Regions from separate parts of the Homo sapiens genome. Here region 1 is linked to region 2. A link is an interaction called in ENCODE POLR2A ChIA-PET data of the cell type or tissue named here. Cell type or tissue: OCI-LY7. All regions are shown on one strand. Links, peaks and the distances in the headings refer to the core of each region. The heading gives the core; the rest is flanking DNA.

What was found. Peaks named below come from ENCODE experiments on the same cell type or tissue, not always from the same donor. Only the 100,000 strongest peaks of a DNase experiment are listed, where the experiment ranks them.
Region 1: POLR2A ChIA-PET joins it to region 2 with 5 read pairs; 2 of 35 experiments call an interaction of 5 or more read pairs at or near these places.

Annotation. Positions count from the first base shown.
Region 1 is chr12:10,238,073-10,243,457 of GRCh38, forward strand. It overlaps a transcript of KLRD1 not described here. Among named protein-coding and RNA genes, the nearest start is that of GABARAPL1-AS1, 26 kb to the left of the region's middle. In OCI-LY7, for the core only: no CTCF peak of the experiment used is centred there; no DNase peak of the experiment used is centred there; H3K4me3 peaks cover 806 bases; H3K27ac peaks cover 1,580 bases.
Region 2 is chr12:10,158,221-10,163,605 of GRCh38, forward strand. OLR1 (oxidized low density lipoprotein receptor 1) reads right to left here. Exons shown (of 6, transcript NM_002543.4): 4 at 2,566-2,705; 5 at 2,127-2,242; 6 at 81-1,801. The coding sequence ends at 1,660. Among named protein-coding and RNA genes, the nearest start is that of OLR1, 11 kb to the right of the region's middle. In OCI-LY7, for the core only: CTCF peaks have their summits at 499 and 704; a DNase peak (open chromatin) is centred at 681; H3K4me3 peaks cover 859 bases; H3K27ac peaks cover 1,227 bases.

The sequences.
Region 1 (5,385 bases), core at 162-5,161, 80 kb after region 2:
CTTTTTTCTATTTTTTTTTTTTTTTTTTTTGAGATGGAGTTTTGCTCTTTGTTGCCTAGGCTGGAGTGCAATGGTGTGATCTCAGCTCACCGCAACCTCTGCCTCCTGGGTTCAAGTGATTCTCCTGCCTCAGCTTCCTGAGTAGCTAAGATTACAGGCATGAGCCACCACACCCAGCTAATTTCGTATTTTTAGTAGAGATGGGGTTTCTCTATGTTGGTCAGGCTGGTCTTGAACTCCTGACCTCAGGTGATCTGCCTGCCTCGGCCTCCCAAAGTGCTGAGACTATAAGTGTGAGCCATTGCATCTGGCCCTTTTTCATTCACTGAATAATTTCACTACTTTACAAATATGTGTCAGGCACTAGGCTAGCAGACACACACATAATATTTGTTAAATAACCATACCTTTCTAGAAGGAACTTCCCCTTTAAAGTTTTTCTATATACAAATTGAGAAACAGGTAGAAAGAATCCACATTCTTAGAACTTATTCTTAGCAGATAATTTAATTTGAATCTCAATGAAAATGAAATTTAATAAATATGACTATTAAGAGACAATCAGAGTCATATTTTTAAAAAGTACATTCACTGACCTAATGAGTTATGATGTGTGGAGAACATATCACAGAACCAGAAACATCCTGTCCAAAACAGCCTAGCATATTTTAGTTCAACAAACAAAATGATGTGTTGAAATTTAGTTGGTGAGATAAGACAAAGCCAGCCCATTTGGGTCTAAATTTATGAGATTTTTTATCCAGAACATGATTATAATGATTATTTCACTTAGAGTTGTGTGAATCTGACCTAACCAAGGATAACAATGGGTAGGTCGAAGATCATATTTATGACATCTTGGCCCTGGATTTTTCCAGTTCGTTCAGACTTCAAAACCTTTGAAGGGAGTCTTAGGTTCTTACCTTATTGTTATTAAGATGTTCGAAAAGCTCAAGAATTCTAAAAAGCCAGAATGAGGGGATAACTTTCACCAAAGACTTTTCCTTTATCTTTTGTTGTACGTGGTCACTTAACTGTTTTAGCTTAATTTAACAAAAAAGATGAGAAAATATTTTTACAGTATCATGAGATGAGGCTTCTAATGGGCTGGTGGCCAAGGATGGGGAAAAGAATCAAGGACAGATTAAATCTCCAAAGTAAGAGAATCTATTATATAGCAAACAAACTTGTATAATTAATCTCTAGGAGCACGGGTTCTAATAAGCCCAGGTACCACAAAGATAGAGAATTGCTTCTTCTGTCCAGGCAAAAGGCATGACTAAAGGTGTGACTTGCTCTCTGGGGATGATACCAATTTGGCAGCAGCATTTCCTTCCTTCCTTCTTTCCATCCTTCCTTCCTTTCCTTCCTTCCTTCCTTCCTTCCTTCCTTCCTTCCTTCCTTCCTTCCTTCTTCCTTCCTTCCTTCCTTCCCTCCTTCCCTCCCCTTTCTTTCTTTCTTTCTTTCTTTCTTTCTTTCTTTCTTTCTTTCTTTCTTTCTTTCTTTCTTTCTTTTTCTTTCTTTCTTTCTCTCTCTTTCTTTCTTCTTTTCTCTTTCTCTCTGTCTTTTGTTTGTTCGTTCATTTTTGAGACAGAGTCTCACTCTGTTGCCCAGGCTGGAGTGCAGTGGCATGATCTCAGTTCACTGTAACCTCCACTTCCCGGGTTCAGGCGATTCTCCTGCCTCAGCCTCCTAAGTAGCTGGGATTACAGGTGCCCGCCATCATGCCCAGCTAATTTTTGTATTTTTACTAGAGATGGGGTTTCACCATGTTGGCCAGGCTGGACTTGAACTCCTGACCTGAAGTGATCCGCCCGCCTCAGCCTTCCAAAGTGTTGGGATTACAGACGTGAGCCACTTTTTCTCTTTCTTAAAACATTTTGCCCAATGCTAAATTTTACTGCTTGGTTTCACCATAGTAATCTGCTCTAGAAGAAAATTACCACAGGTGGGATTGTCAAGGTGTTCCGGGATAATCATTTCTACTTTCTTTCTTTTTTTTTTTGGAGACAGGTTCTTACTTTGTCACCCAGGCTGGAGTGCAGTGGCGTGATCTCAGCTCAATGCAGCCTCAACCTCCCAGGCTCAAGCTACCTTCTTACCTCAGCCCCCCAAGTCGCTGGGACCACAGGTGCGCACCATCATGCTGGGCTAATTTTTGTATTTTTTGTAGACACAGGGTTTTGCCATGTTGCCCAGGCTGGTCTTGAGCTCCTGAGCTCAAGCGATCTGCCCGCTTCTGCCTCCCAAAGTGCTGGGATTACAGGCTGAGTCACCATGCCCAGCCCTCATTTCTATTTTCTACATGCCTTTTTTTTTTCTTTGCTTTCATTGTTCAGCTTCATGCCATGATCTTATTCTGACCATGATGAAATTAGTAGAATAGATCTTCACTTACGTTCTCTGCTCCCAGTGACTAATGTAGAGACAAGAGTTTTTATATTATTTGAATTTTTGTTATGAAAAAATGTAAACATTAAGTAATATAGACATAATAACTTAATGAACTACCATGTGCCCATCACCCAGCTTCAACTCACTCCCCAATCAAGGTGAGTGTGTATCTCCCATGAGTGAGTAAACTACCACGTGCCCATCACCCAGCTTCAACAAGCATCGACTCACTCTCCAATCAAGGTGAAATATCAGACATCATGTGATTTTATCGGTCAGTACATTTCCCTGATTTTTAAGTACATTTAAGTCAGTACATTTTCTGTTTTTAAGTAAATTATACAGGGATTCACTATGGTGACTAGTTATATCTTTTACCTTTGTTTTTGCTATTGTTTTTGTTGCTTGCATGAATTGAGTCATTTGTCTTTTAGGGTTTTCCACAGTCTTGATTTGCTGATTGCACCTCCGTATGTAGTTCAACATCTTCTTCTTTTTTCTATATATATCCTGTGTATTGGTAGCAAGGTAGATACTTGGTAAGATTCAAGTTGGAATAATTTTATGAGGGGCAAAAAGCCCTACTATTTCATAATAAGAGTTGTGTAGTTACATTCAGAGGCATTTACTATCTAGTGTCTCTTTTATGTAATGTCAGCAGCAACTGATGGTCATTAACTAGGTCCCTTAATTCATGACACAAAACGTTGAAAGTTTAATTCAATCATTCCCTATTCATTTATTGGCTGAAGTACTTTCATAAATAGCGACTTCACCTCATCAATTATTAGGTTACTCTTTGTTACGGTTTGTATAAGAGTTTGCAGGAGAAGTACTTGATTCTTTTCTTTATCAGCTTTCTAATTAATGAATAAACTCAGGAGGGGAGCGATTTTTTACTTTCATAAAATAAAAATAATTTCAGACTTACAGAAAAAGTTGTGAGAAAGAGACAAAGAATGTGTAAATAGCTAGTCTTGACTCAGACTTCTTAAATGTTAATGTGCTACATTTGCTTTACGTAATCTTTCTTGGTTACATTTCAAAGAGAAGGCTTCTAGGTCCTTGAAAATGACATTACTGAGTTGTAAAACTGGCAATAGGTTGGAAAAGATTTACACCTCAAAGCGGCTGAGAAATAATTTATAATTGCAAGTTTTCTAAAGTAAATACTATAAGAAAAGGGAGGCCAGAGAACTATAGTTAGGAAGAAATTTGTCTAAAATTTCAGTTAAGATCAGGAGAAGGTTAAGGCTGATATTGGATAGTATGTGTGTATATGTGCATATTTGTTTATATATGTGTATGTATATATATATGCATACATGTATATGCACACATTCACATATAGAATGGATATTTTTGTACTGTTTACTAAAGTACTTTGCAAACATGATGTTCTCTTAACCCGTCAGTATGTAAGTATTTCCTCAGAAATCTGCTTGCATCTGAAAGTTCTTCCTGTGGTGTTGGAAAGCAGGCTTTCATGACATCACAATCTGAGTTGCTGTATTCTTATAGGTCATTCGATTCCTCTTGTTGAACTGGAGAAACTTCTCCCATAATTGACTGGATGACTGGATTTCTTTGTTACTGTTCTTGCTGTTTTTTTTTTTTTTTTTTTCAGAGAAGAGTGACTGTCTTGCAGCTTCTAGTCAAATGAGAGCAATATGAGAAAAATGGGATATATGTGCTGATTTTAATTTCTCATTCAACACTCCATTTTGATTTGTCTTCTGAAGTGTTGACCATGATATTTACAGTGGCATTTGAATTGTCAATGTCAAGCTGATTTCATTTTACTAATGTGGGATACATTTATAATTTTTCTTTTCATAGTGATATGAACAAAATCATTAACAAATATTAACAAAACACATTACACAAAGCGATCTTCACTTGTATCAACCTCCAGGTTGGACATAAACAGGAAAACATTTTCAATCCCTTCTCTCCTCAAAAATCCAAAGCAGCTACCCACTGTACCATCTGGTGGATAGTGGATAGTTGACTCAAAAATAAATGAAAGATATGGGAGTGCAGATATATCTTCAACATATTGATTTCAATTCGTTTGGATGTATACCCAGAAGTGAGATTGCTGGGATCATATAGTAATTCTATTTCTAGTTTTTTGAGGAGCTTTCATACTGTCTTCTGCAAATGGTTATACTACTTCACAACTGCAACCACAATGTGTAAAGTGTTCCCTTTTCTCCACAGCCTCACTAATACTTATCTTTGTTTCTGTTGTTTTGATAATAGCCAGTCTGTAGGAGTGAAGTAATATCTTATTGTGGTTTTAATTTGCATCTCCCTGATGATTAGTGATGTTGAGCATGTTTTCATATCCTGTTGTCCATTTGCATGTCTTCTTTTGCAGCATTATTTACAACAGCCAATATATGGAAGCAATCTAAGTGTTCATTGGGATGAATTTTAAAAATGTGGTATATATACACGGTGAAATACTATTCACCCTTAAAAGAGAAGTAAATTCTGTTACTTGTGACAATATGGATGAATCTGGGGGGCATTATGGTAAGTGAAATAAGCCAAGCACAGAAAGACAAATACTGCAAGATCTCATTTAAATGTGGAATCTAAAAAAGTCAAACTTCTAGAAGTAGGTTGTTACTAGAGACTGGGGGAAAGAGAATGGGGAGATGATGGTCATATGGTACAAAATTCCAGTTTAGGCAATGGGAATAAGCTTTTGAGATCTATTGCACAAAAAGTATGTGAAGTGATGAATATGTTAATTAGATTGATTTAATCATTCTACAATGTGTACATATATCAAAACATCACATCAAACCCCCGAAATATATAAAATAATTTTTCGGTTAAAAGAATAAAACAGAAGGCCAGGTGCAGTGGCTCATGCCTGTAATCCCAGCACTTTGGGAGGCCAAGGCAGGTGGATCACCTGAGGTCAGGAATTCAAGACCAGCCTGGCCAACATGGCAAAACCCCATCTCTACTGAAAAT
Region 2 (5,385 bases), core at 132-5,131:
TCATACACCTACTGTGTGATCCAGACGTTATACTCCTAAGTATTTAACCAAGAGAAAAGAAATCCTATGTTCATACAGACTTGTACACAAATGTTCACAGCAGCTTTATTTGTAATATCCCAAAACTAAAACAACCCAAATGTCATCAACAAGTAAATGGGTAAATGAATTGTGGTATATCCATACAAGGGAATATTCAACATTTAAAAGAATGAATTCATACGAGCATCAAGATGGAGACATATGAATCTCAAAATAATTATGCAAAGTGAAAGAAGCCAGACAAAAAAAAAAGACATACTATATGATTCCATTCACATAAAACTACAAAATGCAAAATGAAAGCCGATTGGTGGTTTTCTGGGGAGGAGTCATCAGGAGGAGCATTGTGACACTTTGAGGGATGATGGATATGTTCACTCTCTTAATTGTAGTATGCATGTTCTCCACAAGGTGTGAAAACTTATCAAATAGTACACTTTAAATATGTTCAGTTTATTTTATGTTAATTATATCTCAATAAAGCTTTTAACAAAAGCAAACATCTCTTGCCTACATAAGGATGACACAGCTCTTAAAAAAAAAAAAAGATTCCTGCTAGATTGTGTGCAGCAAAATAAAAAGGCTTCCTTTAAAGTAGAATAGCCTGTGAAGAGTGGGTGGAAAGGAAATAGAAGCCTAAAAATAGAAGATATATTTCTAATTCCATCTGTTTCTATTCAGCGATATTTGCATACCTGGCTTAGTTTGTTCTAGATTGAGTGTCTTCATTTTTTTTGTCTTGTATGTTTCGGAATTATAGCATAGCAAAACAGAGTTGAGAAGAGTTCATCTACAAAAGGTATGTTCTTTAGGGAAAGAAATTCTATTCTTACCTCTGGGCCACACATCCCATGATTCTAACAAGAACTGTTGTGAAGGGTTAAATCTATTAATCTGTCCTCTGGTAGAAAAAAAAATGAAGAAATAATAACTGATTCAGGAAGTGGTAACAGGTTGTGGATTAGCTTACAGAAAAGACCACTCACTTACTAATTACTTTCTTGGGCTCCCCACTTGTCCCAAAATGTGTGTGTGTGTGTGTGTGTGTGTCTGTCTGTCTGTCTGTCCGTAAGTGGTAGAGTCTGGAGATGGACCACAGTTTAAAAACCAAGGATTGATACCTTTTTTAAAGTTAAGAACATGAGTTTCTTGATTTCGGAATGGCCTCTGTCCTTCTTTGTTTCTTCACGTGCACTTTTTCCCAGACATATTTCCCCTTTTTGCTCTCTGCCTGCACTTGAGCAAGTTCTCCATGTTCTGTCTTTCATGCAATTTTAGGAGTGTGAGGGGAAGGTGATAATGAGGTAAAGAAGACTGAGTTCAGAGGGTTTTCAAGCTTGAAGAGGAGTCAAATTTTAAAATAAAAAGGGGAAAATGGACTTCAGGCTGGCAGGGAAGCTTGGGACAAGCTAGGTGAAATAATACAGGTAGCTAGAATCAAAAATGTTGACATAAAGGTGCCAGGCTCCTGGAACCCCAGTTTCTGCAAAGGAGTTCTGCAGCCAGCTAAATGACAGTTTTCTGGGCTCTCATGTTTGGCACCCAAGTGACAAAGAATAGCTTAAATTCCAGAATAAAACTCAAAGACTTTTTTCTTTTCTTCCAGAGCCTTCAAATTCACTGTGCTCTTAGGTTTGCCTTCTTCTGACATATACTGAAGGCAGCTAAAATGCAGTTTTCCGCATAAACAGCTCCTCGTTGTATATATGCACAGGTACCTGAAGGGTATGTCTGGGAGACAGCGCCTCGGACTCTAAATCTGCAGGTAGGAAAAAACAAAACAAACCAACAAAAAAACTTAGGTTTACTGCCACCTTGTTTCAGAAACTTAGCTTTTGAAACTTTTTGTCTTAAAGCCTCCAATCAGTAATAAATGTGGGAAGGAAAACTCAAGAAAATGTCTGAATGGTTAATGAGTAAATCTTTTTGTGAAAGAGGTAAGGAAGGAGACTTTGAGAAATTCCCCCAAGCTTCTCTCTGGCAAGAAGAGGACATTGGTGGGATGCAGGCAGTGACCTCACTAGCAGGTTCAGCAAAGAATAGGAAACTGACGAGAGAGGCATCAAAAAGAATGGGAAACTTACAAGTGGGGCATCAAAGGAGAACCGTCCTCCCAGAGCCATGGGTAGCTGGGGTTCCTCCGAGACAGCCCCATCCAGAATGGAAAACTGGAATAGGAAATTGCTTGCTGGATGAAGTCCTGTGGGGAGTAATGTTTCTGAGTTTGTGGAATCCACATGGTGGTTTTAGAATCTGAAAGTCAGTTAGTGTTGGATCCACAAAACTAAAGAACCAAAAGGTATCTTTGACATCCCCTTGACTGTTTTACGGAAACACTTACTGAAGGCTAGAGATACTACAGAGCCTGTCCGTCCAAGGTCATACACAAAATTGGTGATCAGACTAAGCTAAAAAAACAGACATTTTGGCTCTCAAACAAGAATTCCTCCAGTGACAGTTTAAACCAGATTAATTTCCCTATCAACCAATACTCCACCCCAACAAATATCCATGAACACTCACCAGATCAGCTGTGCTATTAATTTTCAGCAACTTGGCATCCAAAGACAAGCACTTCTCTTGGCTCTTTTCCCAGTTAAATGAGCCCGAGGAAAATAGGTAACAGTTTTCTCCATGCCAGATCCAGTCTTGCGGACAAGGAGCTGGGAAGGATAGTATATCTCATCAGTCAGTTATGTTTGTGTAAAAGCAGTACTGCAGTTCTTAAATCAATGATCCCCTTAGTTCTCTCACGTGCATACTATTTATTTTTGTTTTTGTTTTTGTTTTTGTATTTTTAGTAGAGATGGGGTTTCACCATGTAGGCCAAGCCTCCCAAAGTAGTGGGACTATAGTCGTGAGACACCGCGCCCTGCCCACACTACTTCTTAAGTAAAATTTTACCCAGGTTCTGCAAATACCTAAATAGCCTCAGAGTCCTTATTTCTTCATTTTTTGGGAAAAAAAAGAAAGAAAGAAAGCATACTGATTTTAGCAACCTAAATGTACTTCTCATTTAGCATTTTCACTTCCCCTGATGAAAAGCAAGTTAAGCTAGCATGTAATTTTAGAAACTGATCTATTTTTTAAAGTTGTGTTGGAAATAAAGAAAGTGAGGGTTGGGAGAACAGATATTTAATAGCCATTCTGCTATTTTTAAAAAGTAATGCTATGCATTTTAAAATTTCATATCTTTGAATAATGAATCTAGGCTTAAATACTATGTGTCTTGCTTTCAGACATGTGTTGTCTAATACAGTAGCCATATGTGATTCTTGAGTACTAGAAATATAGCTAGTTTGCATTTCTTAAAACAAATTATTTTAATTGAAACAGGGTCTCGCTATGTTGTCCAGGCTGGTCTTGAACTCCTGGCCTCAAGCAATCCTCCTGCCTCAGCCTCCCAAAGTGCTGGAGTTACAGGCATGACCCACCACACCCGGCTAGTTTGCATTAAGATGTACTATAAGTGTAAAACACACAAAAGATTTTGAAAACTTAATTTGAAAAAGAAAAAGAATGTAAAATAGTCCATTAAAAATTTTTATACTGATTAGTATTGAAATAATATTTCAAATATCTTGGGTTAAATAAAATGTGTTTCTAAAATTAATTTTATCTGCTTCTTTTTCATTTTTATGTGGTTACTAGAAATTTTAATGATATATATATATATATATATAAAAAACACATACTATATTTCTTTTGTACAGAGTTGTTCTAGGGAAAATAGTATATTAATATAAAGCGAGGATCTCAATTTAAACGAGATTTTAGAAAATAAGGAGATTTTCAGTAGCAAAATTCACAGGGAGTCCACCAAACCAAAAACAGGACTTAGACAATAGGCAAAATATACCAATGTCTACATGTTTATGGATGCTTTCAGGAACCCTCAAATCATCACTATCATCACCATCATCATCATCATCTCTCCCATCTCCTTAAGGGGAAACAAAGTACTCTGGTCTACACTACAACCAAAAGGTGAAAAATTAAAATCTTTGAGAAAGGCAGCATTTTAATTTCATTCTCACTGTGGCATAAAACCACTAAATAAATGTATAAGAGTAGGCTTTATCAGAGAGGAGAAAATAGGAGGGACTGAAAAACAGAAAAAAGTGAATGAGAAAGAGCATACAAAACACTAAGTTGATTTTTCACCAAACTGATGCTTATGAAAAGAAAAAGAGACCAAGTTGAAAGCAGTCAATGCAAGCTTCTTACTTCTTAGTTTGCCTAACCCCATCATATTATGTAAATATAAATATATGTACGTTTTTGGCTGGGGGTGGTGGCTCATGCCTATAATCCCACCACTTTGGGAGGCTGAGGTGGGTGGATCGCTTGAGGCCAGGAGTTCCAGACCAGCCTGTGCAACATGGCGAAACCCCATTTCTACAAAAAACACAAAAATTCACTGGGTGTGGTGGTGTGCGCCTGTAGTCTCAGCTACTTAGGAGACTGAGGTGGAAGGATCACTTGAACCTAGGAGGTGGAGGTTGCAGTGAGCTGAGATCATGCCACTGCACTCTAACCTGGATGACAGAGGAAGACTCTGTCTCAAAAAATATATTTAGATGTATATAAGTTTTTTGTGGACTAAAAAGACAGTCTGGGCAAGTTTTCCCAGTTATGACAAAGTAAGAAGGACACATTACAAAATGTAGTATTTAAACTTACTGTATTTCTTTGTGTGTGTGTGTGTGTGTGTACACAAAAATAAACAGAGTAAGTGATATTTGTGTTTGTTAAATTATATAACAATACAAATATCACTTACTATGTTTATTTTTTATATAATTTAACAAACACAAATATCACTCACTATGTGCCAGAAACTGTTGGAAGTACTGTACAGGTATTAACTCATTTAATCCTCACAGTATCTCTGTGAGATAGGTTCCAGTCATTTTCTTCATTTGACAAATAGAGAAGAATCTGGACCTAGATAATGTAACTCTAGAGTCTGGGTGTTTCACCACTATAACATACTACCTTTCAAACTTCTAAGTTAAAACCATTTGAGGAAGTGTTTCTCGGTGCTGCTCTCGAGACATTTTGATACAGAATCTTGAGGTAAATCTGTAATCTGCCACTTTTAACAATCTATTTACATACAGTAAAGTTTGAGAATCACCACAAATTCCATTGCTAAATGTGAAGTCTATTCCTGCAAAGGCCCTGCATCTCACTAGCTCGTTGGCCTAAAGCAAACATATAATAACCTCTCAGCATCTCTCCCTCCTCATATATACATTGAAGACCACAGACTTTTTAGTAAAAAAGATAAAACTTGCCTCAAACTGGAAAAACTTGGCTTTTTTTTTTTTTCTGTATGTG